Linked DNA regions of Mus musculus: region 1 is linked to region 2. Evidence: chromatin loops called from intact Hi-C (ENCODE). Cell type or tissue: heart. All regions are shown on one strand.

Region 1 (2,500 bases), 65 kb before region 2:
CAGGTCAAAGTGAGAGCGACACGCAAGAACTAGGTGGGAGCGGGCTACACGCCGCCATGGGAGAGGGCCTCCAACTTCGGTGCTAGAGACCTTTGTGACACCGGTTCCCTGGTTCTCAAGCCCCTGACAGATCTGTGGAGGGGCTGACTAGAGGCAAGCTCCCCTGACGCCCTGCCTCTTGAATGACAAAAAAGGAAAGGAAGCGACTGCTGTTAGGTATGGTGAAGGACAAAGTTTATGGCAGATAAAAGGGGGTGCAGAGACAGAGGCAGAGACATCTGGGAGAGTGAACATCCCCAGACTGAGCTGCGCCACCTGAGGAGATGTGGAAACAGAGAGCTAGAAGGGGAGCTGCCAACCAAGAGAGGCAGCTTGGTCTAAGAGACTGGCTAAGAGAGTAAGGGGTAAACTGAAAGGAGCAGGTAACCAAAATGGCTGAGTTACATGGGGAAGGGCTTCTAGGGAGAAAGGCAGCATGTTTCCCGGGCGGGGAAAAATTAGAGTAGGGGCCAGACATATCTTGTAACAAGTAGGGACTAAGGGATGCAGGCCACAGTAGAAACAGAGACTGTAGGCTGCAAGTCTGGCCATTTAAGATTTACACAGCCAAATATTGCCAGATTTCTTCCTTCCTTCCTTCCTTCCTTCCTTCCTTCCTTCCTTCCTTCCTTCCTTCCTTCTTTTTTTTTTTTTTTGGGGGGGGGGGTTCAAGACAGGGTTTTTCTGTGTAGCCCTGGCTGTCCTGGAACTCTGTAGACCAGGCTGGCCTAGAACTCGGAAATCTGCCTACCACTGCCTACCAAGTGCTGGGATTAAAGGCGTGCGCGCCACCACTGCCCGGCGCCAGAATTATTTCTTAAGTACATCAGTGTTGTTCGATAATAGTCGTTACAGAGGGTCATCTTGGCCACTGGGCAGAATTATGCTTTTCTCCAGAGAAACGGGGCTTTATGTCAGGCCAGAACTTCAGGATGCTTGTATCCGTTAGAGACACGTTCTTTGATACGCTAATGTGTTTAATGGCTGGTTGTAAATCAGGGTTGTCTTTTTTTTGGTTATGGGAATGGAACCTAATGCACATCAATCCCCGGGAAGAAACATTTACAGAATTCTTTCTAACAAGCCTGATAACTTTGGATTTATTGTAAAGGTAGCACTACCTCAGCTAAATTCTACTCTGTGTCACTTATTGTCTCCTAAGCAAGTTGATTAATAAATCCCATCACTCCCACCAGGGAGCTGCAGACCTCCCTCTCCAGCCAGTGGCTCAGAGTCCAGGCCTGGATACCGGCTGACGCTTGGCGGAGCCAAGAGCTAGCAGCAATCACTGCCGGAGACTGGCTATAGTGGCTGCCGCATAAACCTCTGGGTGGGTATCCATGGTGACTGACACACGCCACGTCCAATGGCGGCCTGGTGCCTGTTTGTTTCTCGTCCCAGCCTCCCCAGGGATTGAAGCTTCTTTGACTGACAGCTCGTCCCTGGGCGCTGTTACGTAAGGGGGAGGTACGAGCGCGGCCCCACCCGAGCGGCGCTAACTTGATTGGCAGGACGGAGCTCCAAGCCCCAACACCTCCCGGAAGTACGTTTTTGATGGACGGCGAGAGAGAGCCATTCGGCATGGGTATCCGAGCGGAAGCGCCCAGTCTAGGGCGTGTCCAGGGCGTGTCCCGCTGAGGGCAGGGCGGGGCGGGGCTCTGCGGGAGAGGAGCGGCAGGGGCCGGGCTGCAGGACAGCCGGAGATGCTGTTGGCCCGCGGTGGCGCTCGGCCCCCAGCGCTCCGCACCGAGGGCATCCAGGTAAGCGTCTCACCTCTGGGCTGGTGGCTACCGAGTCGTCAGGACAGAGGGTTTGTGTCCGCGGCCCGGCGTTCGGTTCCCTGGGGTGCGCTAGGGACCGGGGCGACGGCGGCCGCGCGGGGACACGGGGGCGGGGCCGCACCTGTGCGCTGCAGGCACCTGCTGCACCCGAGGAAGAGGGCGGCAGGGTTGGTGGCGCTCTGCTCCGCTTGGTCTGCCCCTCCTGCGCTGGGTCCCGTCTGTCTGGCGAGGGGCTGACATGAAGCCCCAGGCTCTCGGCCTCGGCTGCAGACTAGCGGGCCCAGCCAGCCTCCAACTCGCTTCCAGGCTAGGGCCGGGCACCAGCCTTACATCACCTCGGGACAGGTTTGTCCAGATTCTCTACGTGCTCCGAAATGGGATTGTGCCCCGGGCCAGGGTGCCCGGCCCAGCTAGCTGCCCAGCCAGCCGGGCTGTCGGAGGCCCGGGCTGTTTACTTTTCCTCGGTCCTGTCTGGTGGCCTCTTAATGTGGAATTTCGTAAACCCTTTTTGGGGTGATAACATTAGTTAGCTCTGTGTCACAGAAGAACGATGGTAGCTAGGTCTCATTGGCCCTCTGCGGTATACTCACTGTCGCATAGGTGAAGATGCAGACTTCGCTCAGCTGTGTAAATGCATGCAATCATTTTTTTTTTTTAAGAGTCAGAGGAGCAGGAAGTCT
Region 2 (2,500 bases):
CTCACACAACATAACTGAGTTTCACTGTGGTTAAAAACTTGTCCAGAGTCACTCAGACACAGGTCTAAAGCTGCCATGTTTCTTTTTTTTGTGAGTGTAACAAATGGAGAGAGGGGAATTCGATGTGTGTCGATTTTTAAAAAAATAGAAATAAACCGACTCAGAAGAATGGCACAAGTACATCCATATCATAGTTAAATAACACCTTGCTTAGCCTTCGGGTCGGGGGCCTCTTTGCTCTGCTACTTCGATAAGCTTCCATATATAAAATCAAAGGGTCATACGCACAGGCAGCTGAAAAACAATCCGGACTTCCGTGTCACTTCCCATTGGCCCATACAGGGGAGGTGCCTGCAGAGTTGACAGGCACTAGCCCGAATAGCCATTTTCGTCAACTGCAAAGCCCCGTCCCAAGAACGGAACATAACAAGCCTACACCTGGATGACAGCCAAAAAGAGTGCCCAAGTTCAGCAACAAATGTTGTGTGTCTACACCCGCTTTTCATCTGCCCGGGGGGTGGGGGACAATAAATCCTAAGCCATTCTCACACGTAAGCAAGCCTGAAACTTAATGAGTTTCCTCTGACGGCCGCAAAGCCAGGGGGAGGCAATGGTGCGGGGCAAACGACCAAGTGATCCTAGGGCCACCCCGAGTCCCCGATCTCCACGGAGGATCTGAGCACGCACCTCCAGCGTGTAGCTCTCGCTCATGCTGCGGTAGCTGCTCCAGGCCTCGGCGCGCGCCGCCTCGTCCATGTTGAGGCGGCTGCACAGCTCCTCGAACCGCTGCTGGATCTGATGGCTCGGGGACCCCGCGGGCTGCGCGCGATCCGCGGCGTCGCCATCCTCCTCCTCTTCCTCCGAGCTGGCTGCAGCAGCTGGAGGAGGCGGTGGCGACTGGTTGCCTCCAGATGCCATGGCGCACCCCGAGGCCGCGGCTCTTCAGATGCGCTCAGGGCCCGGGCCCGCAGCCATTCAAACCGCGAAGCGCCGGCCCGTCAGCAGCCTGTCCTGCTACTGTGCCGCCCCCAAAGTTCCTCAGTCCCATGCGGGCACCCGTAGGTCTGAGCACGGCCTGCTGGGAAATGTAGTCTCGGCCGGGATCTCAGGGAGACCAAAAGTCATGGAAGAAGAAAGCAAAAAACGAGCTGTGCATCATTTAGGGGTGAATGGACACGTCCTCTACCGTTTTAAAAAGCATCTCTCAATAGTGAGACCATTCAGAAGGCTCGTTTGAAGAGAAAAAGACCAAGAAATATCGACAGGATTTAGTATATAAGCCCTTTACACACATCCTCACCTAGAGGTCCTCAGATAGTAAAGCTAAAAGGTCCAAAGTAAAGATAATAGTTTGCCTGCCCTTTCTAGTCTCTGTTGCTGAGATAAACACGGACTGTAACCAACTCGGAGAGGAAAGGGCTTATTTCATTTTAGTCTTTACAGTTCATCATTGACGGAGGTTAAAGCAGGACGCTGCTTACTGACTTAGCTCCCCGTTGCTTTATCAGCTACTTTCTTAATACAACGCCACCCCCGCGGCCGCCACCTCCCTAGGCAAGACCCACAGGTCAATCCAACAGAGAGGATTCCTCAAGTGACACTCCTATGTCAACGCTATCAATGGCAAAGGTATATTGAGCTAAGAATTGATCTCACTTCACCAAACAAAAACAAAATAAAAAACCCTCAACCCTCAACCCTCAATCACACAAATAATCATGAATGTGTTTTCAAGAATAACTTAAAATGTATATTAGCTATCACATAACTGCTCCTAGATACGGCTAAAGTTTCTTACAGATAAAAGGAAGAGCGTAGAGCAGGGACATCTGAGTGAGTCCAGAGTGGACATGACCCTGAGCCACCTGAGGGAGGAGAGTGCGGGGAGGGGGCGCGGGAGGTGAAGGGAGAGAGGGGAGAGAGGGGAACCAGGTGCAGCAGCTAGAAGGCCCAAAGGTACACCGAGCTAGAAACTAAAATGTCTGGATTATATAGGAAAGCACAGCCCACCCCTTGAGCTGGAGAGTTTTGGGTAGGGGGCTGGCTATGGTAACAGGTAGAGGTTGAGGGCTACCAGGAGAACAGAGCAGCCAGGTCCTCTTTGATATGTTAAATAGGCACCTCAGCCTTTTGTCCCCGGGCTTGAAACTTTCCTATATTTATGATTTGAGGTGTTAAAGCTACCGAATCTCTAACTAAGCTTAGATATGAAGGGAATTTCAAAGAATTTGCTCACGGAAAAGAAACTTTTAAGGCACATTGCATGGGCTTAAGTGGTGAAGAGAATCTAGTGGAGATAAACACATTGATTGAAAAGGGCTGGGGAGATTCTCAGTGGCAAAAAAAAAATCCCTCACCTGAGATCAACCTGTATAACTCACATGTGTTGCGGGAGCAGGTGTTAAAAGCCAGGAATGGAGGGTTGGCTTGTAATCTCAGCAGCGGGGGGTGGGGTGGGGGGGGCGTGGAGGTGTGTGGGGAGGTGGAGGGGTGGGGGGGG

What was found. Hi-C counts contacts between places; a loop is a spot of excess contacts. Peaks named below come from ENCODE experiments on the same cell type or tissue, not always from the same donor. Only the 100,000 strongest peaks of a DNase experiment are listed, where the experiment ranks them.
Region 1: it touches region 2 in a loop (9-fold over the local background); 5 of 42 quality-filtered maps call a loop at or near these places.

The regions. Positions count from the first base shown.
Region 1 is chr8:91,133,199-91,135,698 of GRCm38, reverse strand. Aktip (thymoma viral proto-oncogene 1 interacting protein) reads left to right here and starts at 1,672. Exons shown (of 10, transcript NM_001302266.1): 1 at 1,672-1,799. In heart, a CTCF peak has its summit at 1,307; DNase peaks (open chromatin) are centred at 848 and 1,498; H3K4me3 peaks cover 1,566 bases; H3K27ac peaks cover 1,366 bases.
Region 2 is chr8:91,068,594-91,071,093 of GRCm38, reverse strand. Rbl2 (RB transcriptional corepressor like 2) reads right to left here and starts at 1,037. Exons shown (of 22, transcript NM_011250.4): 1 at 688-1,037. The coding sequence starts at 918. In heart, no CTCF peak of the experiment used is centred here; DNase peaks (open chromatin) are centred at 373 and 1,043; H3K4me3 peaks cover 2,058 bases; H3K27ac peaks cover 1,609 bases.